6 separate regions of the Homo sapiens genome follow, and all the other regions are linked to region 1. The links are chromatin contacts, found by Hi-C or POLR2A ChIA-PET in ENCODE. All regions are on one chromosome and are shown on one strand. The core of a region is the stretch at or near the end of the contact, and the rest is flanking DNA. Distances in the headings are between cores, read along the strand shown. Region 1 overlaps IL16 (interleukin 16). Region 2 overlaps AKAP13 (A-kinase anchoring protein 13). Region 3 overlaps AKAP13 (A-kinase anchoring protein 13). Region 4 has its middle 13 kb from the start of ZNF592. Region 5 overlaps AKAP13 (A-kinase anchoring protein 13). Region 6 overlaps AKAP13 (A-kinase anchoring protein 13).

Region 1 (5,090 bases), core at 607-3,106:
GCTCAGAAAACATATGGGAAGTGAGACTTTCAGAATGACTTGACTGAAGCGTGGGGGACTTGTGAGCCCTGGGATCAGCCACCTCTCCATGCACAGTGGAAATAATGAAAGCTCCAGGTGAGAGCTCTTGTAACCCACATTGTTTACAATGGACAGCATCCCACAACAGACACATGCCAGGACAGCAGCACATGGAATGTGGAAACAGCACTGAACTTGAACTTGGAGACAGAAAACCCAGGTTCTGTAACCTTGATTGAGCCTTACCTTTCTCATTTATAAAATGACAAAAGAAGATGCAAGAAGTCAATCTACTGAAAGTGGTTCACAAGCTAAAAGGCTCTCTTCAAATGGAAGGTCTTACTGTGGTCAAGTGCTACAGTGTCCCACCATCACAGGACGCAACCTGGGTCTGATGTGAGCAGGCTACTCAAGCTACTTCCCCTCTGGCCCAACTAAGGTGGCCACACAGCCATAATAAGCCATTGGTTACTGCAGATGCTTACAAAGGAAACCTACCTTTAATGTTGCTTCATCCAGAACCTTCACCTCCTCGATGAGTTTTTTTAATTCTTCTGAGCTCAGCAGGGAGATAACGGACTGACCAGACTGAAGGGAACTGTGGTCCCCATCATCGTCTTCCTTGGCTTCCGTGAGACCCTCTGTATATTCTCTCAGCTCTGAAAGGCTTTCATAAGGAGAAACAACACACAGTATGAACAACAATATTAAAAAGAGGTAACAGTGATTGTATAATTACTATGTCCCAGGTGTGGTGCCAAGCACTTATGTGCATATTATTTGATGCAACAAATCTATGAGTAGATACTAGCATACCTTCACTCTACAGATATTTCCCAGCAGTGTAAGAATAATAAATAAAACTAATAAATGCAGAGCTACTTTGATCAGAGGGAAGACCAAGCCCCAGCCCTACAGCAGGGACCCTATGGCACGTCTGACATCCTCTTGGTTCTGCATAGAAGGTCTCATCCATCTCCTAATTTCAACTGACAAGGAATCTGAGGGTGAGCATGGAAAGAACCTGCTCATAGTCAGAATCAGTGCCTAAGCTGAGACTAGGACCCAGACATCCTAACTCCCTGACGAGGGAGTTGAACCCACGTGCAGAGTACAAGTGGATTCCATTTGGAGAGTAAGAATTCCTGATGGATAATTTCCTGGCCTCATTCTGGTCTTTCTGAGTAACCGCAGGACATTTCAGATGTGCATCAACCTTCCAAATCTCCACAGGCGTATGTCAGCCCTCATGAGCAATTCACCAGGGAGCCAGTCCCACCTCCTACCTCCCAGCCCTCCTGAAGCCAGATGTTGTGAAAACTCCTCCTTAATGTGAAAGGCAGAGGTGTAATACCTACAGACAGACACACACACACTCAGACATCTGCACACACATGGAAAGAAAGAGGCAGAACAATTCTTTAATCAATATATCTGGGAATTTTTTAAATTATATATAGGATTATTTTTAAAAATAAAGATGAGAAAGAAAAAGATGAGAAAGGTAAAGAGAAACACCGGGTGTAGAAACTCACTTGAGCGAGAACCCTGTGTCCAAGGCAGATGTTTCAGCAGAACCATTTGCAGCTGAGTCTTCGTTGGATGATGATGTTGGAGATGCCCCTTCCTTGGGGATGCAGGGAGTCTGGGCACAGGAGATAGAAGATGGAAGGCACAGCAAGGATTTCATGACAGCCGATGACACTTGGCTGCTGATAGAATAGAGTTTGCTGGTCTTTTCGTCAAGTAGCTTCGTCTCACAGGACTGGGACCTGGTCAGGGGGAAGCTCCGTGCTCGCTGGCTAGGCATCTTGAGCACTGGGCCTTGAGATTCCTCAGCCTGTGTTGACAGCAGCCTTAGGAGCGGGTCCGGGCCAGGGGGGAGAGTTTTCTGATTGGGCTGCCGCCCTGGGGGAGGGGACTCAGACACACCTGGGTCTCTGGCCTCGGAGGCTGCAGGGGACCCCGAGGACAGTACTTGCTCAGGCTGCTGGGGCACAAGAGTGGGTGCAGCCCCTCGCCCCAAGAGTCCAGAAAACCGTCCTTCCTCATGCTTCCCAAGAGGTTTTGCTGCCTCCCCAGAGGAGGGCTGGAGGCTCAGTCTCTGGGCTCCTTTGTCAGGCAGTTGAGAGGAGCCAAAGGTTTCAAAGGAGCTGATTCTCTGCCTGATGGAGGAGGAGGAGGAGGAGGCCCGGATGTGTGATCCTAGGTGCTCCCTGGAAGCAGGTGCTGGCTGGGTGGACAAGGCAGGATCAGGGAGCCCTCTTGGGTCTGAAGCACGATTCCTCAAACCTTTCAAGCTTTGGCGAAACCAGGCTGGCTTGGGAGCCACAGGAGGACCTTTCTTCACAGTGCTGCTGTCTGCTGACTTGTAAACTTTGGGAGTGCCATTGGCGGTGTCCAGCTTTGGTGGGGTCCCATCTGGGTGGCCCTGTGTCCCTTCTTCTTCATTCAGGCTGGCATTGGGCTGTAGAGGCATGTGGCCATGGTTCTCACTCATGATGGGGCTAAATAAGTTTTTGATGCAGTCAGAAATCCTAACCCAAGGGTCTTCGGCTGTGGTATCAAAGCTATAGTCCATCCGAGCCTGCCTCTTAAGCAGTGGGTGTTTTATCGGGGATGTTTGGGTCACTACAGTGCAGAAACAAGGCCAAAGCTGTGCATTACATCATACAGTGACTTTTCTTCCTAAATTCTAGTTTCCAAGCTGAACAGCAAGAAGGATTCAAGAGGAGGAGATTAGCAGAAGTGGGGGACACCCAGGTGGGTGAACTCCAGGTGCTATTACCTGACTGAGCTGCCAACAGGCAGGAGTGAAGGACCAGAAGTAGGAGTTAATCTCACAGTATCCTAGTGTTTTAGGCCTGGAAGGGTGCTCAGAGAATATCTGGGCCGACCTCTGGCATATTACATTTCAAGAAGGGTAAGGGGCCATCTGATGGCAGTGCTCAGGCAAGACCCTGTGTCTCCTGACTCTTGAAGTTCATGTCCTTTCTACTGCACTAAGGAGCCTCCAAGATACCATGTTAAATGTGTAAAAGCCAAAGCAGTTCTCCTGCCGTTTAAACTTTTAAGACAAAGGTCATGAGTTGGCAGCTGTTTGTGCTTTGACCTACCCGTGTCATTAAAAACAAGGTGCCTGTGCACAGCTTCTGATGGGGCCACTTCGGCTTCCCACAGCTCTTCACGCTCCCTCTCACCCAGCCAGCATTTCCCATGTATGTACCTGCCTGGCCCTGAAGCCGTGTGTTTGCTGCTCTGCCTATACACAGGTCATTGATCAGCTTGCTCTCGGCAAAGGAGTGTTTTCCCTCCCTCAAAAGCTGATGAAAAGGTTCCAGGTAGAAAGGAATCTGTGAAGTAGGATTCTCCACCTTGGCTACATACTGGAATCTGGAGGGCCCTGAAAAATACTGACGCCCACCCCTAGGTACTGACTGAAGATACCTGGGATGCAGCCTGGGTGTTGGGAATGTGATGAGCAGGGGATTGCAATGTGCAACCTGCTCTGTGCCAGCCAGGACCTCAGGCATGCCCTGGAGCACATAGGAGTCTTTCTCAGAAGCCAGCATTGAACCAGCATCATATCTGCATGGGTAAGGGAGAGGGTGTCCTGGCTCTCTTTCCCAGGGGCAGAGGGAGGCTGGCCTGTGTGCCTTGGGGGATGCTTGCTACTGGAACGCAACCCAGTTGAAGGAACTCTGATCCCTCCTGTCCCTTGTCTCAATGCCAGGTTTCAAAAGAAGTGAATCATGGAGCATTACACCTTGATGATATCAAAGAGAAATTCTGCACAATCTAAGAGACTGGCCTTGGGCAAGTGAGCCCAGGCCTCCAGCCTGTTTCTGCATTTTTGAATGGCTTGGCTGTAAGGTGCTGTTGTGAGAATCAGGAGGCAGAGGTTCCACAGGCAAGCCCTTTGCAGATTGGAGTGACAACCTCCTGTCAGTTAAACACTGAGGCGTTTGCTTTTGCTAGAATGTTCCTCAATTAGGGTGACTAAGGGAGAGGAGCCTCCACCCACAGGGCCTCTGCTCTGGGTGAGATGTGCTAGATCTTTCCAAAATGTCCCTTAGCCCTCCAAAAGTCTTTCATGAGCTTTTCTGTAGTGTTACTCAAACAGTCATATGTTTTATAGTCTATATGTTTATTTCCTGCCACTACTAGTTGCTCCTTGGAGGCAGGACCTGACTACCTGGTCTCATCCCTTTCTCTCTCTCCCCCCAGCATCTAGCACAGGGCCTCACGAAGCCAGCATTCAATGTGTGCTTGCTGAATGCATCATATGCTTGGGGTCTACGTGCTCTTCCACACATTGCTGATGAGTGAATCTGGGCTCAGAAAGGCAAAGTAGGTTGCTCAGAATCATACTAATGACAGACAGATCCAGGATTCCCTGACTTCAAGTCCTATGCTCTCTCTAGCAAGCAAATAAATATTCAAGTCATGTCTTAGCATTGTCAGGTGTACCATGTGGACACACCCTTGCTATCCACCTCATGGAGGAGGTGACCACTGGTAGATGCTATTTATACTTTTCTGGCGTTGCATTCTCTGACTCAGAAATCCTGAATGCAGCAGGACTGTTGCAACTGGAATGTTGGCACCCTAGAGGTAGCTGCCCAGGATGGCTGGGTGGGTGTGTCTTTGGACCTCTTCCAAGGGCTCCATCCTCCCAATTATCCAGAATGGCCTGCATTCCTGCTGCCACCCCCACAGCATCACCCGTCCACCCAGGAGGCTCCCCACCCTGGACAGCACCTCCACGGTGCTGCTGCCCAGCACCTGGAACCCTTGACTGTTGATCAGCCAGGTCCAGTGGTGATGTCAATGCAGAGCACTCTGATCCTCAGGCCAATTTGTGCTCTTATCTTATCCCTGCACCTTTTTTCAAAAGACCCTTCCTTTTGGAAGATCTCAATGAAAGCTTACCTGGGCTGGCTCTTCTCCACCCTGGCTCGCCCTCTGTGGAGGACTTGGTCTGTGGGCCGATACCAGGTCCTGGGCAGCCGGCAGAGGCACTAGGGCTTCTCCCTGCTGTGTCTTCCTGTGGTAGCAGCAGTGGCAGC
Region 2 (4,643 bases), core at 1,529-4,028, 4.4 Mb before region 1:
TCTGCTAATTAGAATTTTAAGGTTTGTAAATATTAACTTTGCCCTAATTTTCAAACCGGCAAGAGGAGACTGATAAGAAGGGGAGGCTGGAAAACCGTACAGTGGTTAAGAATACGGACGATGGTACCAGACCTCGGTTCAGATTCAGGTACTACTACCACTACTACCACTACTGCCACCACCACCACCACCACCATCACCACCACCACCACTACTACTACTCAGTAATAGCGTGACCCTAGGTAAATTATTTCTCTGAGCCTTAGTTTTCTCATTTGTCAAATGGGAGTAATCACAAAAGTACCCATCTCATATGTTTTTTAAAACATATGACAATTAGGTGAGATAATACATTTCTAAAGCATTTTGCACAGTGCCTGGCACACAGTGAATACACAATAATGCTTAGCAATATTATTAATTACTCATAATTTACTGGAAATGAGTTTCATTAGCTCATTATTCTCCTAAGCCAACACAGAAAGGTATTGCTTGCAGTAAGGGAAAGGAAGTTTTGATGTGAGCAGGGAAGATAGAAGAAATTGGGGAGTGGCTAAAGGACAACGGTGCAGGGCAGGGAGGATAGGAGAATGCACGGATGACAGGAAGGAGCCTTGTTAATAATTTTTCTCAAAAACCACCTTTGTTGTTCCTCAAGCTAGATACCAACAGGGTCACTTCCTTTAAAAAAATGGGGTTCCAGGGAAAGGAAGTCCCAAGGCTTAGTAGCTCACTCCTCTACCCTGAGTACCTAGGGGTGCAGGAAGGCAGGAAAAGCAGGCAGTGTCCCTAGGTTGGAAAGATAAGCTTCCTACGCCGTGCTCTCTGACCTCTTTTGTGAAGCTCCTTTCTTTCCTGTGGTCTTCCCTCACTTGTCAGAGTGGCAACAGAAACTGATACTCATCTTGTGCTTCCTGTGTGCCCAGCCACTGCCCAGGTGCTTCTACTTACTGAGCAGGCCAAAACCGGGCTAGGTACAAAGCACAGGGGACACCAGCAAATGAGACATGAGACTGGGTGAACAGTGGGGGCACTGGGCTGAGAGTCAGGAGCTCTAAGTGCCAGATTAAGTTGGCCATGTCACCTTAAGAATACTGCAGGAATGTCAGAAATGTTCTAGAGACAGACTGAAAGCAGAGGACTCATATGACATCAAGCCTCAATCTAAGAGAGGCTGTTGTCAAAGCTTACACAGTCATGAAGAGGAACGGAAAGGAATTCAAACACTGAAAACTTGAAGAACTACTGATGAGTGGTGGGTCCTTAATGAAATATCTAAAGCAGTCAGGGACATTTCAGGTGGACACCATCCTTAGGAGGCCAGGACCATGGGGATATAACCATGCTCTCCATAAAAGGTCCTTTAGAAGCACTGTTTGGCAGAGTACTTGGCTGGCTTATCAGTATCAATGAAATAATTTCCTTTCAAACCAACTGGACTACAAAGACCTACCATTCACAAGGTAAGAGGTTTTACCTATTGTCAATACCATTGTTATGTCCTAAAAAAATTCCAGGAAAATGGGTGTCCCAAGTCAGTGATCATGACAACTACTAAATGCCTTAACATTTTGAATCAATGTCTTCTACATACATCATTTCGTCTGACTCAATAACTCTGAAGTGGGCAGGGTGAGCATTATGCTTCCCATTTTACAACGTAGAGGATAAAGATAATAAATAACAGCTAAAAATCTGAACAGTTACTACGTGCTAAGCACTGTAGTAAGCAATTTACATGTATTTTCTCACAACAACCCAATGATAATACTAGGTATTATCTCCATTTTACATCTGAAGAGATTGAAGCTTAGAGATGTTTAATAATGCATTTGAGGCCACACGCCAATAACTGCTCAAGCTGAAATTAAGATTCAGATCTGGCTGACTGTAAAGCTCAGCTCTCATACACTGCACTATGCTGCCAGGGACTGGAGAGGTTGGTTGACTTGCAAAAGGTCACACAACAGATGATCAGCACAGTCAAAATGGGAACCCAGGTCTTCTGACTTTCTGTTCAGAACCCAACCACTGTAATGAAATGGTAAATAATTGCTAGATCTATGATTCATGTGAAGTCTTTTGTTAATCAAATACATATAATGAACATCTAAGAGCCAAATTACTACACTTTTGAACTATAAAAAATAATGAGAGAGGAAGGGAGAAAAACTCCTTCACTTTACAAAACAGGAAGCTGTTCTGAGTGAAAATTGGTAATCACTAAAGTACATAAAACTTTAGTAATAATCAACAACTAAATTTGGGTTTTTTCAAATAATTTCTTTCTTTTAACTAAATTTTGCTAAAGGTTTTTCCATGCATAAAATGTTAAATGGAAAAGCATCTGATTTTTTTGCTCAGGAAAGTTAAATTATACTTCAATCGTTTAAAAAATCTTTTTATGGCAACCAGCTTATCCTCTCAAGCCTTGCAATGCTCTTCAAACCTGAATAAATAAGAAATAGCTTCCCTTTGCAACAATCCAAATTAGTTCTTCCCAGGATGGAAACAAAACAAAACAACCAACTCCACTGGCTCTTTCTGTGTTTACTAGAATTTAGTGCTTTAAAGAAGTCAGGCTCTTACCTCCCCATGCTTTGGTCCTATGAATCTCACTGTTATGTGGGGTACTTCATGAAACCGAGCCCATTTTATCGACATGATTCGACCCCCATGCCAGGAAGCGTGCTCTCACAGAAGCGGGGGCGCATGCCGTCAGGGCAGAGCTCAGCAGCTTTGAGCTGCCATTAGTGAAATCGTAAGAGGAAGCCAGAGACTGGCTGAGAAAGGGAAGGAGGGAGGGCTGAGGCTGCTTGTTTCCTTAAGACAGTCTTAACTGTTTGAATGCTGCTGCTAAAGCCAACAACCCTTGTTACAAAGGATACAGGAAATGAAACGAGACCTCACTCCCCCCAAAAACAGTGTGTGTGGACAGTGCTTAAGCAGCAATATAAGAACTCTAGCAAGGTTTGAGGCCAAGTTTTTACACGGGAAGTTAAGGAACACATCTTACCTATTTTAAAATAGACTCCTCATTTTGTAAAATGCAGTGAGTTTCATAAGAAAACTTTTCAGTGAAGTTGCCTGGTGTAAAGTGGTGACTAGTTATTTTCTGAAGTTTGACTTTTCCATGTTTAACAACTGGCAAAATGCTTTAGCTGTGTGCTGGAGAAACAGGCTAACGGTATTTAACAGGGATAGATGCAGGTAACAACTGCACTAGGACACTATCAAAGGTGATTCTTCACTTTTCCAAAAATACCCCTTTATACATGTAATTACAATAAAAAGAACACTCTGGACAACTGTGAAAACATGATATGATCAAACAACTGTCATGTTACAGATCTTTAATCAAAGAAGGAATGAGAATTACATTTAAAATTAAGTCTTTGTAAACACTACTCTAGGAGGCACTTCTGAAAGGCCTATGGGTACAGCTCTTTTTTATACAGACCACAGGACCTAGGAGCTGTAACTGAATGTCCTGTTACAAAGTCATGTAGTATACTTGCAGCTGTGCAGGAATTTAACCTGTGCACTCAAAAATACCTACTTCAAATCAAATAGATTTGTCTAAAACATTTCTAACCACCTCTTGTTTGTCTACAAAGAGGAAAGCTTAGTATTAGGTTGGTGCAAAAGTAACTGTGGTTTAGAAAAAAGAAAACCAGTGTGATAGGATGGTTTGAAGAGGGTCATTCCACACTCCCTTTGTGAACTCGAACACCATGCATATGAGTGTTTAAATACTCTGTAACACGCAAAATTACTTAGCAGGAAACAGCACTATCTCTCAAAGATACTAAGACAAAAGCAGAAACTGCCAGTCTTCCTGCTATACTTCCTGTTTAGCATCCCCTCTCATCTTCCACAAACACATTCAATATATTTATCTAATCTAATCACTTATGCCAGTCGGTGATAATTCTCAAAAGGACATAGGATCAAGGACTCAATTTCTTAAGTTTATATACAAAACCCAGTGATCCAGACAAAATATGTTACCCTCCTAGGAATGTGAACAGTTTACTGCCTACTGGCTTTTGGCTTCTTTGGACATGTTTAAGAACTGTTTATCATCACAATTATACAACTGAATGGAATATATCTAGGTTAATCACTATAACCTATTTTCATAAAGATATATATATCATGCAAAAGGAAAGCAGACATTTTCAAATAATCCTTAGACACTTCTCTAAGAGTTACAGGTGGCATTTTAATATTATATTCGGTAGATGCTTAAATTTTTCCTTTAAAAGATGTAGGTCTAGTTTTATTGTATGGTAGATTAATAAAACAATTGGATCAGACGGTCTCTCACAGCATCTATTTAAAAAATAATTTTTAAAAACTGAAAATTTATCATTTTCACAGAAAAATCAGTGTCAATATCCATAGTAGCACTTTCAATTTGTTAACATTATGGAGAAGTAACATTATTCAATAGTTAAGAACAAGATTAGAGTTAGCATCACTATGTTAAGAAAATTTAATATTCATTAATTTTTATGTTACCATTTAGAAAATACAGTACTTCTGCATGGTAAAATGCTATGCAGATACATAGCAGAGTGAGGGTATTTAACACAAAATATACTGCTTTACTATTTCCCCTATTTCTTTCCTCTCTCTCT
Region 3 (4,801 bases), core at 886-3,385, 4.1 Mb before region 1:
CACAAAGTTGGTACTCTAACATTGTTACACAACAAATTTCCATATCTCTCACTATACCCCAATTATCTTTGCATTCCTAGTGGCTGGTGCACATTCCTTCTGCTTAAATATTTCTTCAATGAGCTTATACTACTTGTAACTAGCATAAAATATATTATTTCTGTTTTGTAAGTAGGACAAAAAATCCAGAGATCTTATCCTCCAGAGACATACTCTTTGTGGCCTAGGACTGTGCTTTACTCTCCCTTGGTTCTTTCAGGGCCTAGCCCATAATATGCTGTCTCATATTGTCTGCTGAAAGGAATTTCAAAATAGAACTACCCCTAGAAACCATCAAATTAGCTTTTATTATGCATTTTTCTCTCAAAGTGTCTATGTTCTCCTAACACAAAATGTTATGAAATCTAATTACATTTACAAAAATTAGCAAAGAAACAACACTGCAAACAACTTATTAGCCAATTCATGTCTCCTAAAACAGTAACACAAATAACATAAGTAGTTTATTTCTAAATAGGAATTCAGACTGGAAAGGTCAGTAACTGCTGTATATAGTACCTCTTCTTCTACCTTCCAATGTCCTATACCATAATTGATCTACACTTAAAGAAAAAAAATTCTCCCCAATTATAGGTACAACCACAGACAAAAAATAAATGCTTGCTGGACACATATGTGTCCAGCAACGAGCAATATGGTATATAAAATAGGTACTGTTTTTCCCATCTTACACACAGTGGAACTGCAGCTCCAAAAAAAAAACAAAAAAAAAAACTATTTTCTAGTCTAAGGTCACAAAAATTAGTTGAGAGAGAGCAAGACTTGAAACCACAATCATAAAACCATACAATGTCATGGGAATTTTAATCATGGTCCCTTCACTCTTCACTCAGGATGGTAAAGCACACTTACAGGCACAATGGAAATAACTGCACTACCGTGGGGTGTGCAGTCTTAATCAAAGATCCAGAGAAATAGTTTATTTATCCACTCTAGTTTTTGTATCTTAAGAGCATTTTGGTCTGGCTCAGTGGCTTACACCTATAATCCCAGCACTTTGGGACGCCAAGGCAGGAGGATCGCTTGAGGCCAGGAGTTTGAAACCAGCCTGGGCAACATAGTGAGACCCTGTCTCTACAAAATAAAAATTACAAAGTTAGTTGGGCATGGTGGCACATGCCTGTAGATGCAGCTACTCAAGAAGCTGAAGCAGCAGGTCTGCTTGAGCCCAGGAGTTCAAGGTTGTGGTGAGCTGTGATCACCAGTGTACTCTAACAGCCTTGGCGATGGGGCAAGACTCTGTCTCAAAAAAAAGAGGGTGGGGGGTGAGGGCAGGTATTCTACCAGTAGTATGACATGCAACAGAGAGTACTTTCTTCAAGAGACACATACAACACCTATCATTTGTCCTAAAGGCTACTCCGTTAGAGAAGTCTGGAACGGCTTGCAAACTGCAACAAAAAGAACACTGGCTTTGGAATGAAATTGACTTTGGCCGAAGTTCTGGATCCTGCCCTTACTAGCTCAATAAGTATCCTAGCTTCTTTGTATCTCATATTTCTGTAACTAAAACACAGAGATAAAATCTTCACAGGTTAGTGAATAAGGCAAATAAACAGCATCTAGCACATAGTAAGCACTCAATAAATAAATAAAGTTTCCTTCAACCTTTGCCAACCCTACCAGAATTTTGTCTCCAATTTTTGTATCCACACAAGATTAGAATTCAAATAACTTACCCGGTCCATAGTAAAATCAGTATGTGAATCATGGATTTTTGTCAAACTCATTTGTTTCGTGGATACAAACTTCACAACCAAAGTTAACAAAGTGAGCTAGAAGCCAAACTAAACTAGAATCTGGGTCTTTTAAACTACCCAGTTCAAAGCTCTTTAGTAAAAGGGGAAAGACTAACACCATACGAAGAGAAACCAGAGTATAAGTTCAGAACACAGATTCAAAGGCACAAATCTTTCAGGAAAACATCAGTAGAAACAACAAGACACCAAGACAAAACTAAGTCTGAATCGATTAAAACACATGACTCATCTATTCATAAGCTCTAGACTTAGAAGTCACATTAAGAAACTTCACAATGGATCTTTAAAACACAAAACAGACTTTAAACAATGGTAAGGAAAGCTCACCAGAATGTGCTAGGATACAGCATTCCAGATAGCTTATAAAAAAAGAAAAAAACACAACCACTGCTACATAAGGCCCTACTGAGTACTAAGAATGAACACACACAATGATAATAGCTAGAAGGAGGTAAGTGCAAGCAACGAAGGCAAAATAACTTTAAAGATAGTAACAATTTGTCAAACAAAGGCAAATTAATCATTGGCTTTTCAACACAGCCACAATCTAACAGCCATTCATTCAGTAAAGATTACTGAGCCCCTACCATAAGCTGGGAGCTAGGTACTAAAGATACAAAGGTGTGACACTAGCCCAGTAAAGGGAATGAGATATACAAGTACAACTTTACAACCAGGATAGGAAACAGTGTGCCAGAAATGCTTGAGAGGTCAGAAAGACAGCTTATAACCAACTGTGAGAATGAAGCAGGGTTTATGTAGGAAACATCCTTCAAGACTTAGCTTGAAAAGCTAAGGCAGAATTGGACATGAACAGATGGGAAGGAACATTTTGTGTGTCCCTAGGGTCTAGCCTCCACATTGGCACACAAAGTAATCAATATATGTTTCTCAAATGCATGAATGGGCAAAGGCACATGATGATAAATAAATACTTCACCACAGTGAGAGAACAGTTTTTAAAGCGTGTTGTTGCAGAACCAAACTGTGGCAGGCCTTACTCAGATTTTATTCGGTGGGCAATGAGGAACTACTATTTTTAAATGGGGCAGTGATACGACCAAAACTGAGCTAAAAGAAGAATAAACTGACAAAACATAAAACAGGTGACAGCTAAAAGAGAAAACCTGCCCTTAACTATGCTATTGACCTTATCTGCATCTGAGGTAATTATGCTTCAATCTTGGTCAGTCCCTCTCCTTAAAAATCTTTTACACTAATGATTTCTGATGATGTGTGTAGTAAAGTCAGGATAAGCTAGATTATACTATGGTAACAACAACCAGAAGGTATCAGAAGTTAACACAATGAAGTTTACTCCTCACTCACTCAAAGATCACTATGGCTCCAGGCAACTCTCTGGGGCAGCAATCCTTCAAGCCTCAGGGCAGTATTCCAACCTGATTTCATCATGTGGTACTGTCATAGCTACTTGTGCTTCCAGGTCCCAAAAGCAAGGAAAGAGAGAGAGCATTTCACGTCAGATTTTTTTTTTTTTTTTTTGAGAGGAGTTTTGCTCTTGTTGCCCAGGATGGCATGCGATGGTGTGGTCTAGGCTCACTGAGAATCGCTTGAACCACCTCCCGGGTTCAAGCGATTCTCCTGCCTCAGCCTTCCAAGTAGCTGGGATTACAGACATGCGCCACCACGCCCGGCTAATTTTTGTATTTTTAGTAAAGACAAGGTTTCACTATGTTGATCAGGCTGATCTCGAACTCCTGACCTCAGGTGATCCACCCACCTCAGCTTCCCAAAGGGCTGGGATTACAGGCATGAGCCACTGCGCCCGACCTCACATCAGCTTTTAAATGCTTCTAGCCAAAAGCGACACATTTCCATGGGACACAGCAAGTCACAAGACCATGCCATCTTGAAATAGGCTGGGAAATGTGATATTCCACATGCAAAAAGGAGAACTAGAAATTGTAGTGAGTGGCACTAATGCCCACCACGTTTTGATATTTTTACAGTGTCCAGCAATAAATTATGTTGTGAAGAAAAAAATGCCCAATTTCCTTGCATTAGGTACCACCATGGTAAATCCATTCTTAGGGCATCAAAGTTAGCACCACACTGATCATAAAACAATCTAATCTCTGTATGTTCACTGACTCTAAAGAATTTAGCATCACCTATTTTAGATTTTTTTCATATCTATTATTCTTTTAGGAATAATTTCCAACCATTAAAGAAAACATAGCTTATTTCATTCTGCTCTAATCTTACAAATTTCTCATTTTTTCCTTATTTATGAGGACCTAACAGATAAGGAATGGTATATACAATATAATCAAATCATTTCTGCCCTACTATTAAGAGTCCTTGGCATAACAAGCAGTTAAGAACAATGAACGTTGCTAATCACTTTTATTACCAGATTTCATTAATGAAAAACATGAGTAACAGCGGTGCTATTAAAAACGTCTCACAGCTACAAAACTCCTGTAACTTTAAGAAAGGCAGGTGAACATAATAAAGAATGCACACATTTTAGAAACACAATCCTAGTTTCAATCCCCAGCTCTTGCACTTCTGGCTGTGGGAGTTTAGCCAAGCTACACAATCTTAGTAAGCCTCAACTACCATTTACGGCAGAGCTAACTCCAGCTACTTCACAAGACCACCCCAGGGTTAAGTGAGACATACAGATAAAATGCTACAAAGTAAGTGCTCGAAAAAAAAAATGGCAGCTAGCATAAATAGGTTTTGATAAGCAAGGAGTATGATTCTTTGCATCTTTTTATCAGGATTTCCCAAGCTCCCGGAGAGCTAAAAAGTATTTTAATTTCTAATTGCTTAGTTGAGAACTATCTCATGGGCAGTTAACATCAGAGCACAGCCTAGCAGTCAGATACCACGATCCCCCATTGTATTATACAGTTCCTTCATGATTCAGCCAGTAAAATTTCCCTAACCATGAAAGACTTATACCAAGAACAAAGACATCCAGCCAACAGATGGAGATTCATAAACACCAAATC
Region 4 (4,939 bases), core at 929-3,428, 3.4 Mb before region 1:
GTATATGAGATTCTCTTGATCCACATCCTCTCCAATGCAAGCTATTGTCAGATTTCTTCATTTTTGCCACTCAAATAGACATCAAATGGAATCTCACTGTGGTTTTGACTTGTACCTCTCTGATGATTAATGAAGTTGAATATATCTTTATATGTTTATTGACCATAAATGTTTCATATTCTGAGAAATGCCTTCTCATAGCTTTGTCCACTTTTTTCTATTGGTTCATTGTCCTTTCTTCCTTAATTTTACTATGTTTTTGACAGTTATGGGCTTTTTCTTTGAACTCAAGTGTTCAGAATTGAATTAATCATAATTTTCATGTAATGTGATTTTTTTCCCCTGGTTACAAAAGTAAAGCATGCATGTTATAAAAGAAACAGGTAAAGAGTGCAGACATGTTGAACATAGAAAGAAAAGTCTCCTTTACTCTCAGCTCCACCCCACCTCCAGGCAAGAATAACTCCCATGGACAATTTGTCATTCCATGTCTTTAGATTTTTGTTTTCACATCTCTCTCCCAAATTAGATTGATAGTCTCTCGAGGGTAAAGACTGTATTGTATTCATTTGTGTATTCCCACCCCTAGCATAATGCCTGGTTCAGATCAGGAATGAAATACATTATTGTTGAATGAACTGCTGAAAGACGAGTTAGAACATAGGCTTTGAAGTTAGAAGACTTTGGTTTGCCTGGGGCAGAGAATTCAAGCAGGAGAAAAATGGGAGTACTAGTAAAGTGTGTTGGGCTTTGATTACTGAAAGCCTTGGCTATTGGGCCAGAGTGTTTGATTTTTATGTTGGAGGCAGTGGGGTGAGGGCATTCAAGACTTTTTAGGTAGAGAAAATTATTTATTCATATATGTATGAATTATTCATATTTATATATATATATATTTGTTTGTTTGTTTGTTTGTTTGTTTTAGACAGAGTCTCACTCTGTTGCCCAGGCTGGAGTGCAGTGATGTGATTTTGGCCCACTGAAACCTCTGCCTCCCAGCTTCAAGTGATCCTCCCACCCGAGCCTTCCTACCAGCTGGGATTACAAGTGAGTGCAACTGCACCTGGCTAATTTTTGTATTTTTAGTAGAGATAGGGTTTCACCATGTTGGTCAGGCTGGTCTTGAACTCCTGACTGCAGGTGATCTGCCCGCCTCAGCCTACCAAAGTGCTGGGATTACAGGCATGAGCCACTGTGCCACCTGGCCTATTCTTATGTTTTTACCAGCAACAGAATTAAAATGAGACATTGACAATCTAGTCATCTACTGGCATTGTACAGGATGTGAGGCGGAGGAGAAGGGGGAAAATGAAACTGGAGACAGAAAAATGAATGAATCAAGCAGTTGTGGCCGAATGCGGTGGCTCACACCTGTAGTCCTAGCACTTTGAGAAACCAAAACAGGCAGATCACTTGAGGCCAGGAGTTCAAGACCAGGTTGGGCAACATGGCAAAACCGCATCTCTACAAAAAAATACAAAAAAAAAAAAAAATTAGCCAGGTGTGGTGGCGCACAGCTGTAGTCCCAGCTACTTGGGAGAATCCTTTGAGCCCAGGAGGTTGACCGAGTGAGACCCTGTCTCAAAAGAAAAAAAAAAAAAGTTATTAACTTGGTATGGACACAGACTCCTATGACAAACTCATGAGAACTGTGGCTTCTTTCAGAAAAGTAGCTATAAACCTAAGCCCCTACATTTTTTGAGAATCCCTGGATTAGTGTCTTTTTTTTTTTTTTTTTTTTTTAAGACAGAGTTTTGCTCTGTCGCCAGGCTACAGTGCAGTGGCATGATAGCTCACTGCAACCTCCACTTCTTGGGTTCAAGCGATTCTCATGCCTCAGCCTCCCGAGTAGTTGGGATTACAGGCACGTGCCACCACACCCAGCTAATTTTTGCATTTTTAGTAGAGGCAGGGTTTCACCATGTTGGCCGGGAAGGTCTCAATCTCCTGACCTCATGATCCGCCCGCCTCAGCCTCCCAAAGTACTGGGATTACAGGCGTGAGCCACTGTGCCCAGCCTAGTGAGTCATTCTAAGAGTGAAAGAATAAGAACTTGCAGCATGTATTTATTTAGTCAGACATATTTATTAATCCCCTACTATGTATGTGCAAGGCACTGAGCTGAGTGCTGGGAACAGACACCATCCAGTATGAGGCATGCATTATGGTATGACATAGTGGTCAAGGGCACAGACCCTAAGCCCAGTTCTCTGCCTTCAAACCCCTGCCGGGTGACCTTGTTTAATAAAGCAACTGTACTCCACTTCTGTTTTATAGGGACAATACTGACACCATCCTCATGGGCTGCTGTGAAGATTAAATGAATGCTTCATGAGAGCTTGGGCTTGATGGCAGAAATGAGGGAGGAGAGAGAGGGCAGTAACTATGCGGAGGGCGGATGAGGGCAAGGAAGAATTTTAAAGGATGACAAGATTTTAAAGTAAAGCAGGAGAGGCTGAAGGTGCATCAGTCATGATCTGTTCTGTCCCCTAAGGGGGGCCAAATGGTGGGAGGGGAGAGATCGAGAGCAAACGCAGAGAGGCTGGCTTTAGCTAGGAAGATACTTCCGCTTGTGAGCTGGAGGGGAGGAGTCAAGTGTGGGTGCAGGTGCTGACTCTGAAGTAACCGCAGGCAAGAGGGAAGGAATGTCACCAAGGGGGGAGGGGTGAGGAAAAAGGAAAAGTTGTAACACACTGTCTCAAAGAGGGGATCTAGGAAGATGCAAATGTCAGGGATTATTCAGGACTGGTGAGCTGATAAGGGATACTGATCTGCCTGGTTGGGTAACTTCTGGTGGTCATGGGAGCTACAGGAGAAAAGCATTAAAAAAAAAAAAAAGGTGGGGTGGGGGAAGTGGTGAGTGCAGAATGTCACAGTGGTGAAATCCGGAAGAATAGAGACAGGGGAGGCTGGCCATTGTGGCTCACGCCTGTAATCCAAACACTTTGGGAGGTCAAGGCAGGTGGATTGCTGGAGCCCAGGAGTTCAAGACCAGCCTGGGCAACATGGAGAAACCCAGTCTCAATAAAAAAATTAGCTGGGCATTGTGGCACATGCCTGTAGTCCCAGCTATTTGAGAGGCTGAGGTGGGAGGATTGCTTGAGCCCAGCAGGTGAAGGCTGCAGTGAACCATAATCGTGCCACTGCACTCCTGCCTGGGCGACAAAGTGAGACCCTATCTCAAATAAAAAAAGAAAAGAAAGAGTTGGCCGGGCACGGTAGCTCACACCTGTAATCCCACTGCTTTGGGAAGCCAAGGCAGGCGATCACCTGAGGTCAGGAGTTCAAGACCAGCCTGGCCAACGTGGTGAAACCCTATCTCTACTAAAAAATACAAAAATTAGCCGGGCATGGTGGTAGGCACCTATAATCCCAGCTATTTAGGAAGCTGAGGCAGGGAGAATTGCTTGAACCTGGGAGGCAGAGGTTGCAGTGAGCCAAGATCACGCCACTGCACTCCAGACTGGGCAACAGAGTGAGACTCTCTCTCAGAAAAAAAAAAAGCGGGGGGGGGATTTGCTGGATTTGCCAACCCACTGGTCTTTACTGAAGTATCTTAAGGGTCACTAAAGTGTCACAGCAGGTGACTCATGGCAGAGAAGAAAAGGGAGAAAGAACAGTGAGGCAGTAAACCACATGCAATCTGAGAACACTGACTTTGCAATGAAAGGGAAAAGTAAGACATTAACCAGAAAGAATAACAGAGTGAAATGAGGTATATTTCTTTCTAAAGGTCAGAAAAGCTGTACTACTGCTATTTCTTCTTCTTCTTCTTCTTCTTCTTCTTCTTCTTCTTCTTCTTCTTCTTCTTCTTCTTCTTCTTCTTTTCTTCTTCTTTTTTCTCCTTCTCCTTCTCCTTCCCCTTCTCCTCCTCCTTTTCCTTCTCTTCTTCCTTCTTCCTTCTTCTAAGGTAAAGGCAGCAGTTGTAGAGCTGGCAGGAGAGGGAGGAATAGGGCTTCAAAAACTTAGCTGGAGGCCATGAGCAGTGGCTCACACCTATAATTCCAGCACTTTGGGAGGCCGAGGTGAGCTGATCACTTGAGGCCAGGAGTTCAAGACCAGCCTGGCCAACATGGCAAAACTGCATCTACTAAAAATACAAAAAACAAAACAAAACAAAACAAAAATTAGCTGGGCACTGGACTCCAGACTGGGTGACAGAGCAAGACGCTATCTCAAAAAAAAAAAAAAAAAAGTCAACTGGAGTATGATGCCAGCATAATACTATTGTAATTAGCTTCTGTGGGCCAGACATTTTCCATAAGAATATGTTATTCCCAATTTACAGAGGAGGAAACTGAGGCTCAGAGAAGCTAAGTCATTCGCCCAAGATCACACTGCTAGTCAATGGCAGAGTTAGGATTTGAGCCCAGGTCATATGACTCCAAAACACCAAAGCTTGCCTGCCTAATACCAGAGACAAGCAGAAATGTTAGCACTTTGAGGGAGAGGGGATACTTCTGTCCGCACCGAGGAAGGAAGAAAGGATTGGAAGAAACATATATACTAATGATTTATGTTCATTTATTATTTAGAATTATTCTCCTTCCCACACGAATATATAAGCATATAGATTTTTAAAAATTTCTTTTGATTTATTTGTTTTTGGTTTTGTTTTTGAGATGGAGTCTTACTCTGTTGCCCAGGCTGGAGTGCAATGGCACGATCTCAGCTCACCGCAACCTCTGCCTCCCAGGTTCAAGCGATTCTCATTCCTCAGCCTCCCGAAAAGCTGGGATTACAGACACCCGTCACCATGAGCGGCTAATTTTTTTGCATTTTTAATAGAGACGGGGTTTCACCATGTTGGCTAGGCTGGTCACGAACTCCTGACCTCAAGTGGTCCACCCACCTTGGCCTCCCAAAGTGCTGAGATTATATGGGTGAGCCACCACGCCTGGCCAATTTTTTAAATTTCTTTTGAGACAGGGTCTTGCTC
Region 5 (5,041 bases), core at 2,498-4,997, 4.3 Mb before region 1:
ACCATTTATGAAAGCTTAGCTGCAGCAACATAAACACATTTATATAACAGCACAAGAGGGAAGGGGGAAAATACTATTTTGCCCACTTACCCTCAAATAAAAGACAAAGCCATAAATAAGACACAGCAGAACAGGATAAACACATTTTGTGCCCTTATAGACTTACTGATGCCACTTACCGCCTGGGTCATTGGGCCTTGCTTCATCTTCAGTGTAGCAGCTATGCTCCCTACAGCCACTTCTTCAGAAATTGAACTTGCTCTAAAATCCACTTCATCTTCAGCTTTCACGTCTGGCATTTCTGAAAGTGCAGGGGGGTTACAGAGTACATTTTTAAAAACTGATTCCTGTGCCTTACTATTCATACAACATGCTCCAGGTTTCATGTGTTTTGTTTTGCTTTTGCGTTAAAATGGAAAAGTATTCTTTTGTTGTCAGCGGCTAGTGTCATTTCTGACCCTATGCTGAGCTATTCCTTTATCGCATGGTTACTGGTTTTCCCTAGCCTTTGTAGGCGCTTGGAACTAAGCGAGGATCCAATTCAATGTCTTTTGAACATCCATTTCACTATTGACTTTTTATGACAAATCTGAGTGTAGCACCAACTTGCATATGGAAAACTAAATTCATAAGCTTCAGGGGAACAGATTAATAGCTGAAGCTAGGTAGTCCATCTTGGCCATCATCAAAAAAGCAAGGATTTGTACAAAACAAAAAGGAAAAAGCCACTGAGAATGAGAAAAAGCCTCTGGGACAAGTATGACTTTCACTAACATACAACACACTCTGATCCACCCATCACTGTAACCAGTAAGAATGAACTACTCAGCAGTTACGTCTTATTTTTAACCCTTATTTCTTCCAAAACTGAAACCTAATCACAGACTAGCTATCCCTTTCTTAAGAGAAACGTTTCTGCGCATGTTTTCTCAAGAATTACATAGTTGTCCTCTTGCTGGCCATGTTGACAGACCAAAAACAGTGGTGGTTTTTGTTACCTGACCACCACATGGTCAAGCAAATACAGGAAGGAAATGATAAATGATGTCTGAGGCAAATTTAGGCTTCTGACACTTCTTTAAACGGGACTCATGATTGAACAGTCAAAATTCACCTTAATAATCCAAATGCAAATGGAACTGTCATCTCGATTTCATGTGGAAATGCATCTGTGGTTATTAACCTAGTGATGCCACTACTCTGGCAAGAAAAATGCTCCCCACACTAAAGAGCACAGAAGTTTCTTTCACCAAAGAATAAATTATATTAAGATTTTATTCTAGGAGCACATGACATGTACAAAAGTCTACCTTAAATTTGTAAGAGTTACATTTCTATAGATGAACCTCTTTTCTTCCTTCTTTGACCTTATAATTATATAATCTTACCAGCAGTTTAAAAATGGGTAAACAAGTTTCCTTGCCCAAAGAACCAAAATCTGTGTTAAATTTCATAAAATGTTATTAAAGTTAAAATCTGACTAAGCAATCCCCTTAGAACTATCCCTTGATCAAAACATCTCTAAGTGAGTCAGAGTAATTTCTGGGGGGAAAGAGGGTTGCTTTCCTCTGGGGATGTGATTTTTGGTACCTCCTTCCTTTCCTATACCTATCAACTTTGAAAAGATGCATCTTGGCACAGCAACCAGTCACACTAGAAAACAGTGATTACTCACACTTGACGGGTGTCGGCAGCCTCTGCAGGACTGGCGTGGCTCAGTCATGCATCACTGATTTCCTAAGCACTGTGGTCAATGCTTTTGGTGGGTCAAGGGCCACATCCCCTTCTTTCAAACTGGCTCCTTCCAAATCAGCAGTTAAACCTATGTCTTCTCACTCACAAAACAGTATGATTAAATCTATGAGTAGAATGTAAACTTGATAGAAAATACCCTTTGGCTCTGAGATCACACTCAGGTGCTTTTTCTCTAAAGTAATGTGACCAGGGATTTTCCCAATCCTGGCCATTTTCTGAAGAAAGTACCAATTTCTTCATGACTGGCTACTTTCTCTGTAGTCTGAGACCATCAATACAGAGTTCCTCTGCAGTTTGAGACCATGAGTATGACTCCTTTTGGTAACAGGACAAGTAACTCACCTACACAAAATTTACCAACCTCAAGCCCATATATACTGCTGAAAGTCCATACATTTTTCTTCCTTCTCAAAACCTCAAAATCCTAAACATCCGTCATTTCTCACCATCTTTACTATATGTGCTAATAAAAATCAAAGTCTGAAATTCTCCCTGGTTTTTACTTTTTCTCATAGGATACTACAGACACAATCCCCACAGAGTTCACACTTGCTTGAGTCAAATTCTGACCACTGAGCCAGAAAGAGAAATAATTCCGGCCCATGTGGCCAAGGACGCAGCACCGAAATGAAAAGAACATCACCAGGCATCAGCTTACAGCCACTCCCATTCTTCTGAAATGCCAACCTGCCAGGGCCCCCAAAATAGACTTGTTGTTGTGGCTTTTTTTAAAAATTAGAGACCTCATTTAAATCCTGAGACAACAGCCAGCAAGTATCTATCACTAACAATCCAAAACATTAATAAAACTAAAAAGCTAAAGTCATCAAAAATTCTACCTCGGATTCCTTAAATCCCTCAACTGGGGAGGAAAAAGATTATAAACGGCTAAAAGCCCTTTACCAGGGAAAATAACCACTGTATTTAAATTGCGCTTCTTCCAAAGCAACTTCTTTTGCTCCATTGATTCATTTCTCTCCATAACCCTCCCCCACATTCTTAATACATATGTGTAAAGGGATTTTCAAAAATTGAAAAGAACAGCAAAAATAAACAATAAAGACAAAACAGGCTGCTTCTTACCTACAAAAGCCTAGGGGCAAGCATGGAGATAGGTCTTCTGTCTACAGCTGGTAACAGGTGGTGGTATAGAAGTGTGCATCAAACTGACCTTTAAAGACTTCAGGAGCCAAGATCGTGTCCGACTCCCGTTTCAGCTTCAGCCTCAACCCCCGTTAAGAAGTTTTATTCAGATAGTTTATTTCCACGGAGCAATAGCGGTTTCTCTTTGCTGCCTCGGAACATGGTTACCCACAGATGGAACAGGCTGCTGTGTGAGCAATCTGCTCAGTGCAGCTGCTTCACCAAGATAAAGCAGACACAAGGTCTGCCCTGTGACAGCAGCTCAGCAGACTGGGCTTGGGCGGAAATCCTGCATCCTATCCCCTGCACTGTGCAGGGTCTTGAATTCTCAGACTGCTGCCCAAAAGCAACAGGCAATGGAACTAGAGGTCCACTCCCCAAGCAGGAAAAGGAAGGAGTTCCCCGTCAACAACACCCCTAGCCCAAAAAAAACAAAAACAAACAAACAAAAAACCACCAATGACCTAATACCACCATTTTGGATGTTGGGAAGTCAGCTCAGAACAATACTTACAGCTGTTCATGAAACCACTCTGACTCTAAATTTGCTCAGAATACAGACTAGGATGATAGGGGAGGAAGGGAGTTTCAGGCTTGTAGATAAAACACAGCTTTTTGGCACTGTTTTCTATGGTACTAGAGAAAAGGATTAAGCCATGTGAATAAAAACATCTGCTAAATTCTTTCACCACTTTAGAGTACCTGTGATCTAGGCATTGTTTTCTAGGTTTGCAAAGTTGCAACCACTCCAGAATGAGACAGGAGTGTTTATAAGCTTAAGCAACCAAGCAGTAAGTCTACAATACAGGAAGCAAAATCTGTCCAACCCTGAGATGACGTGCCCCTCCTGATGGTGGTGACTATTAACTTGGCTACCTACCCAATGAGTGCAAGGCCTCAAAACAACAAAGATGCCTATATTTTTACCAGGACACCACAGTGACTCTTAAGGGAATCTGCTTCTCAGACTGTTAATTTTGTATTATGTTTTGCTTACCTGCTGCTGGCTCAGGCCCCTGGACAGGTAAAATGATCTTCTCTGGCTCCTCCCTTCCAGCAAAACATCCTGCAAGGCTCCCCGTGGCTTCCTCAGGAGTACTGCCCATTGGTAGGCTCTCCCCAGGTGGGAAAGTACTCACTTTTTCTGTAAAAGCACTCTCTAGTCCTTTAGTGAGAGGACCCAACTCAGGGCTGGACAGTGACATGTGACAGGCCTCCCCCTCAGTAAGCAGTGCTCCAGCGGCCTTGACTTGTTCGATGACAGCATCCACTATACGGCTGGCAGCCTCCTCTATCAAGTCTGCCCCCTTAGGCAGAGGTGCGTCCTGGGCAGAGACCATGCAAGGTAGAGAGGGAGTGCTCCTTTCCCTGCCTGAAGGCGGGGCTCGCATGACTTCCCTCACACCAGCTGGGGCCCCATCATCATGGGCTGAGAGCTCCATGTCTGTGGGGAGCTCCTTGGCAACAGGCTGCAGTAGGACAGGATGTGCTTCATCGTCTATTTGGGCTTCCTCAGCGTCACCCATGGTACAGCTGTGGTCTGCTCCCTCCAGCTTCCCTTTCTCCCAATCAAGAGGTATCATCTCTGGGGTTCCAACTCCCTGTGGGTCAGTCACAGCTTTGTCCTGTAGAGCCACTGGCAAACCTAGAACGGCATTCTTCTCTTGGCTCAACAAGACGTTTGGAATCAGGATGTCTTGGGTGTTGTGTGATATATTCTCTCTTCTGGGCTCAGCCATACCTTGTAGAGCATTAACCCCTGTAACATCCACCGTCACATCTCCACTCACCTCACAGGCACTAGTTTTTCCCTGGGATTGAGTGTTCTTCACTCCAACATCCAGAGGAGAAGGCTGACTGCAGTTAAGAGCATCGGACCCATCAGACCCATCTGGCAACAGACATGGCAACAGAGCGGAGCTGTTGTGCTCTGCCCCCAAGGCTTCCTGCCTTGACTCTGTGGCCAGACTTGCTCCTGGTGGCACCAGGCTCTGGGCAGCCCCACCTTGAGTCAGCAGTGAGACTTGTGGGGCCACTTCCTTGTTATGTTCAGTTTCTGCCTTAAGAAAGGCAGAGGATGCACCCGGTGAATTACTTAGCTGAAGTGCTTTGTCCTTGGCACAGTCAGCTGAGATTGATTTTT
Region 6 (4,614 bases), core at 1-2,500, 4.4 Mb before region 1:
AGGTGGGCTGAGCTACTTACGCTTGTTTCTCATAATGACCGTGGGCAGTGATGATGTGTCATGTGCCTGAAGGCTCCCTTTGGGCTGCTAAAGAGAAAGAAAGTAAGTCCATTGACAATTCACCTCTGACAAGCCCTGAGAAGCCGAGTAGGAAGGGAGCAAGCAGTTCAGCTTCCTTTCCCACTCTGCTTTTTGCACTGCCCTAAGCACCCTGTGTCCCAGCCACGGTCGCCCCCAATTGCCATCCTCTAAGCCTGCCACGTACTCCAATGCCGTAGATGCTGTCTATCCTGCCTGGAATGCTTTTCTCACCTTCAGAAGCATGGCATTCTTCCCCTTTAAGACGATTTAAGGGTTGCCTCCTTGGTAAAGCCATCTATAGCTTCTCTCCTCTCCTCACCCAAGGCAGTGACTGGCACCTTTCTCATTTATAGTAACTGTCCGTCTTCCCCAGTAGATTGCTGGTGCCTTAAGGGCAGCATCTTTTGACTTTTGCATTTCATTTCCAGTAACTAGCATTTATAAGGTGCTAAATTATTGGGTAAAATACTAATTTTAGTTAATACTTTCGTTGTAGCCATGTAGCAAAAATACTTTGAGAGATTATACACTGAAGCGATTAATCTGAGATAAATCATTAGAAGAAATAGGTTACTTCCTATTTAAAATGAAATTCCAGGCAGGGTGCGGTGACTCACACCTGTAATCCCAGCACTTTGGGAGGCTGAGGTGGGTGGATCACCTCAGGTCAGGAGTTTGATACCAGCCCAGCCAACATGGCGAAACCCTGTCTCAACTAAAAATATAAAAATTAGCTGGGCATGGTGACGGGCACCTGTAATCTCAGCTACTTGGGAGGCTGAGGCAAGAGAATTGCTTGAACCTGGGACATGGAGGTTGCAGTGAGCCAAGACTGTGCCATTGCACTCCAGCCTGGGTGACACAGTGAGACTCTGTCTCTAAAATAAAATAAAATAAAATAAAATAAAATAAAATAAAATAAAATTCCCCCTTTTAGGTTATATTCTCTTATATGGGAGATGCTATGTCTCTATCATGATCATTCTGTATAAACTAGTACATTCACAACAATTGAGTCTTATCAGAGATCACAAACTCAAATGACTATGGTGCCGGCAGGCAACAAATGACAGAAGCAAGCTGGGGTGGGGTGGGGTGTGGGAAGGCAGTGGCAGCCTGGAACTGGCATATCCTGTCTAAAGGAGGCAGCACCACTCAGCTCCAGCCATCCCTCCCTCCCTGTGAGGTGCTCAGGCGCCACTGATGGAGCCAACTCCTGCCCTCAGCCTGCTTAATGAGTTTGGAGCTTATATTCTAGTGGGGGGAAGATACAGACTATAAAAAACTATATAATAATAAATAAAGATGGGTAAATACAGACTCTAAGAAGGTGATAAGTACTATGGAAAAAAGGAAAAACTGGGAGTGCTGGGTACAGGGAAATATCAGGGAGCCAAGGGTTATAAATCTTCCAGTTTTTTCAGGAGAACTTAAGAATCCAAACTGATATAAAACATGATTTTGAAAGAGCTGCACTAACTCACATTTTAAAAATACTACATGAGCCAAACAAAATATGTGTCCATAGGCTAAAGAAGATCTGGCTATCCTATTCTTTGCCATTTTGACACTAGTTTTAGTGCTTCTCAAAGTAAGGTCCTCGGACTATCAGCATCATCTGGGAACTTACTAGAAATGCAAATTCCTGGACTCTCCCCCAGAATCTGAGACTCTGGGAGTGGGGCTCAGTAAGTTGTCTTTCAATAAGCCCTCGAGTTGATTCTGATGCACATTCCAGGTTGAGGTCATGGCACTAGATAACTGTGTTTGGTGACTGACGAAGCACACAGCTCATTAATCATCTGTGTCGACGAAGTTGGAAAGCACTCCTTTGACAAGGAATGAAGAGACACTTACAGGCGACTAGAACATTGAAAACCTCACAGGCTACCTAAAAGGTATGGCCCTTAACCCACACTTTTTTTTAAGGGCCACTGGGAAAGCATGATTACATAGCATACATGCTCAGGGCAGATACCACCATAAAACAGGCACTTTCTATTCTTACGTCATGTGATCAGAGCCACCTATATTACATACCTGAGGAGAAAAGTGCTACCAGACAGGCTGGGGCTAACCATAACACCCTCCCCACCCCCACCAGCAGGTCAATGCCCCTGACCTCCACCTGCTGCCCTGATAGTCCTGAAGGAGGAAGACAGGTGTATGAACAGCAGGGTAGGCCTGCAGACGTAGTTAAGAAGAAAACCACTTTAAGAGCAATACGGAAATATTAAAATCACGAAGAAATGTATATTGAACGTGAAGAAGTTCTGAAAGCGTTTTCTTTTCTGAAAGTCTAATTCTCCAGTGTTACTCAAGAAGAAGATTGATCGCTTAAGAGAAAAAATATTTTTTAGTTATAATTTGTTCTCAAAGTTGGTACCAAATGATTAAAATAAACAAAATCCACCACAACCTCAACTCTCCCAACTCCCGAGGATTTTGCTGGTTTAAACCCTTTTATTTTAAGCCTTGTTTTAGCCAGAAAGTCTTACCTTCATTTTGACCTTTGCACAGGAGGCTAGACTTTCTCGGCAGCCTTTGTGGACAAAAGCACTGCAATCTGAAAAGAAAGCAAACCCAAGGTCACATGGACAAAGCAAACAGATCCCAGATTCTGAGTTTCCACTGCTGCCACAAGTGGCCTCTGAATTTCAAAGTGAAGTCACTCACATGTGAGAATGTGACTGAAATTACACACTGCAGTCCTCTTCTAGGAAGCAGGTCTGTGATGTTATTTGGAGGAGGAAAAACACGAGCAGATGTGATTTTTTTTTTTTCGGTGTTTGTGTCTTTATTTGGAGACCAGGAGACAGATTACAGCTTAATGAGAGGAACAACGACTCAAGTGATCTGATGGGAAGGGTGAGTTTCCTGGCCCTTAGGAAGCAACAGATGTGATTTCTAATCAACAAAAACTAGTAAGTCTGGAACTTTTCAGACAGGAAGCTGAGAGGCTACCAAAACTAAAAGTGAAAGTGTCTGCCATCAATGTGTAAGTCTAAATTACAAATAAATACATTAATAAAGCCCCTAACAGGGGTTACAAAATTTGTATGACTGTAATAAAGCACAGAATATAAAATCTGAAAAGCTTAACTACGCTGGGCTTTTTGCACCCCATTCTCTGAGACAGGAACCACACATGAAAGGTCACTGGAACCCCCACATGCACCTCTGGGAACTGTGACTTAAGAGAAAATGGAGACTTCTTGAAAGATAAAGCAGAAACCACAATTTGGCAAGGACAGCATTTTATCTCAATTCCTTTACTTTTCACTCCCTTGGCCTACAAGGGCCACTGACGTAAAAACCCAAGCCTCTGTGTCTCAGAAGGCTTACCATCAGCTCTCAGCGCTGCTATAAAGTCACATAACAGAACTGTTCCAGGAAGCCAGAGGTAAAGCAGAAACAAATGAAAGATCGGCCTGTGGGGACACTCGAGGAGACACTCTCATGGGAAGGGCTCACTCAGGAAATCAACCACAGATACCATTCACTAGGCAATGCCTCACAGACTGATTCAGGAAGCATCACAGGTCCTGTCTACATCAACTCACCAGTTAAGGGCCAACATCTCTTTTGGGCCAACATCTCTTTTAGCCCAGACACATGGATTTGTGGGGGACTGGAGTGATGATGGGGAGGGAAGGAAACCAGAAAGGAGACTGCTAGAATCCCAGACCTCAAAGGCCTATTCCATGCCTTTTGTAACACTTCCTTTAACACCCACTTGGTTCACAGGTCTCCTCCTTAATACCACTGGCACAGTGTATTGAGACTCTCTTAGGTTTTTCTCTATCCCCTCTCTGGGGCAGGGACCATTCACCCACTGCTGAATCTTCAAATTAAGACTCTCCAGCATAGTGCCTAGCTCATGCATCCTATTCAAATGCTCCTCTCTCGGCCCTACTATGCCTATTTAAACTAAAATTAGATGAATGCGCTGACACAGCCTTGATTACAGTATGTCAAACATCAATTTAGTAACACAAAAGGACAAACAGCTGTCAAACTAAATTTGACGTAGGTCCTGGCTCTGCATGTATGTATGTACTAGTATGACCCTAGTCCCTTCTTGACAGGCCTCCGTTTCCTCATCTATAAAATTAAAAAGGAGGAATCACATTTTCCCCCAGGTTCCCTCTGCTGTGATTCTATCAGATGGGTAAGTGAGTTTCAGGCTGCTGGACCCACAGCAAGAAGCATAACAAAGTGGTCGAGGCAAACGGCTTTATTTATTTTCTAGTAAGCCAAAACATGTTTCTGCCCATCCTCACGAGCACTATTCTTACTCAGGGTGTATGGTGCACCTCCCCTCCTCTGCCACAGAGATGCCCAGGACTTGCAGCTGGCATGCTCCTTTCTGGTTTCTTCCTCTCCCATTAGTTGATCCATCATATCCTTCCCATGCACAGACTTGAAAGCCCACCCCACTCAAACCCTTTCTCTTCACAAATCCCCACTCAGCTAAAGTCTTTCAAATACATCATCTTTAAGTCCATTTCTCTTTCCCTTCTACAGAAAAAG

Evidence for each region. A loop is a pair of places that touch in the nucleus more often than their neighbours do. ChIA-PET counts read pairs that join two places held with the same protein, here RNA polymerase II (POLR2A). Pooled maps may share reads with other maps.
Region 2: a map with no recorded cell type shows a loop between it and region 1 (13-fold over the local background). The contact joins two enhancer-like sites. A Hi-C loop is called at or near these places in 3 of 168 maps with a recorded cell type or tissue (CD4-positive, alpha-beta memory T cell and GM12878), 15 of 37 single-sample maps with no recorded cell type and 13 of 50 pooled maps. POLR2A ChIA-PET finds 5 or more read pairs at or near these places in 1 of 52 experiments (activated CD4-positive, alpha-beta T cell).
Region 3: a map with no recorded cell type shows a loop between it and region 1 (11-fold over the local background). The contact joins two enhancer-like sites. A Hi-C loop is called at or near these places in 1 of 37 single-sample maps with no recorded cell type and 4 of 50 pooled maps.
Region 4: a pooled map shows a loop between it and region 1 (12-fold over the local background). The contact joins two enhancer-like sites. A Hi-C loop is called at or near these places in 6 of 37 single-sample maps with no recorded cell type and 9 of 50 pooled maps.
Region 5: a loop to region 1 is called in a map with no recorded cell type, with 8 times the contacts of the local background. The contact joins two enhancer-like sites. A Hi-C loop is called at or near these places in 1 of 37 single-sample maps with no recorded cell type and 3 of 50 pooled maps. POLR2A ChIA-PET finds 5 or more read pairs at or near these places in 1 of 52 experiments (activated CD4-positive, alpha-beta T cell).
Region 6: a loop to region 1 is called in a map of GM12878, with 5 times the contacts of the local background. The contact joins two enhancer-like sites. A Hi-C loop is called at or near these places in 3 of 168 maps with a recorded cell type or tissue (CD4-positive, alpha-beta memory T cell and GM12878), 10 of 37 single-sample maps with no recorded cell type and 11 of 50 pooled maps. POLR2A ChIA-PET finds 5 or more read pairs at or near these places in 1 of 52 experiments (activated CD4-positive, alpha-beta T cell).

What each region holds. Positions count from the first base shown.
Region 1 is chr15:81,296,942-81,302,031 of GRCh38, reverse strand. It overlaps IL16 (interleukin 16), which reads right to left. Exons shown (of 19, transcript NM_172217.5): 13 at 4,954-5,090; 14 at 1,557-2,652; 15 at 520-688. Among named protein-coding and RNA genes, the nearest start is that of STARD5, 25 kb to the left of the region's middle. RefSeq lists enhancers at 137-226, 3,292-3,341, 3,515-3,564, 4,270-4,834, 4,835-5,090. Within about 2 kb of position 1,856, at least 7 of the 41 ENCODE cell types and tissues checked have a DNase peak (open chromatin) inside an H3K27ac peak, as active enhancers do; they include GM12878, where a contact is called at or near this core.
Region 2 is chr15:85,688,051-85,692,693 of GRCh38, reverse strand. The region is part of intron 16 of AKAP13 (A-kinase anchoring protein 13); the gene reads right to left. Among named protein-coding and RNA genes, the nearest start is that of LINC02883, 68 kb to the left of the region's middle. RefSeq lists enhancers at 905-994, 1,145-1,194. Within about 2 kb of position 2,778, at least 31 of the 41 ENCODE cell types and tissues checked have a DNase peak (open chromatin) inside an H3K27ac peak, as active enhancers do; they include GM12878, where a contact is called at or near this core.
Region 3 is chr15:85,402,370-85,407,170 of GRCh38, reverse strand. The region is part of intron 1 of AKAP13 (A-kinase anchoring protein 13); the gene reads right to left. Among named protein-coding and RNA genes, the nearest start is that of AKAP13, 24 kb to the right of the region's middle. Within about 2 kb of position 2,135, at least 7 of the 41 ENCODE cell types and tissues checked have a DNase peak (open chromatin) inside an H3K27ac peak, as active enhancers do.
Region 4 is chr15:84,732,935-84,737,873 of GRCh38, reverse strand. No RefSeq gene overlaps it. Among named protein-coding and RNA genes, the nearest start is that of ZNF592, 13 kb to the left of the region's middle. RefSeq lists enhancers at 1,329-1,388, 2,669-2,758, 2,779-2,838, 3,345-4,248. Within about 2 kb of position 2,178, at least 23 of the 41 ENCODE cell types and tissues checked have a DNase peak (open chromatin) inside an H3K27ac peak, as active enhancers do.
Region 5 is chr15:85,580,962-85,586,002 of GRCh38, reverse strand. It overlaps AKAP13 (A-kinase anchoring protein 13), which reads right to left. Exons shown (of 37, transcript NM_007200.5): 7 at 3,896-5,041; 8 at 180-301. Among named protein-coding and RNA genes, the nearest start is that of LINC02883, 180 kb to the left of the region's middle. RefSeq lists a silencer at 4,331-4,625. Within about 2 kb of position 3,747, at least 33 of the 41 ENCODE cell types and tissues checked have a DNase peak (open chromatin) inside an H3K27ac peak, as active enhancers do.
Region 6 is chr15:85,706,052-85,710,665 of GRCh38, reverse strand. AKAP13 (A-kinase anchoring protein 13) reads right to left here. Exons shown (of 37, transcript NM_007200.5): 18 at 2,580-2,647; 19 at 21-87. Among named protein-coding and RNA genes, the nearest start is that of LINC02883, 50 kb to the left of the region's middle. RefSeq lists enhancers at 1,907-2,036, 3,009-3,318. Within about 2 kb of position 1,250, at least 6 of the 41 ENCODE cell types and tissues checked have a DNase peak (open chromatin) inside an H3K27ac peak, as active enhancers do; they include GM12878, where a contact is called at or near this core.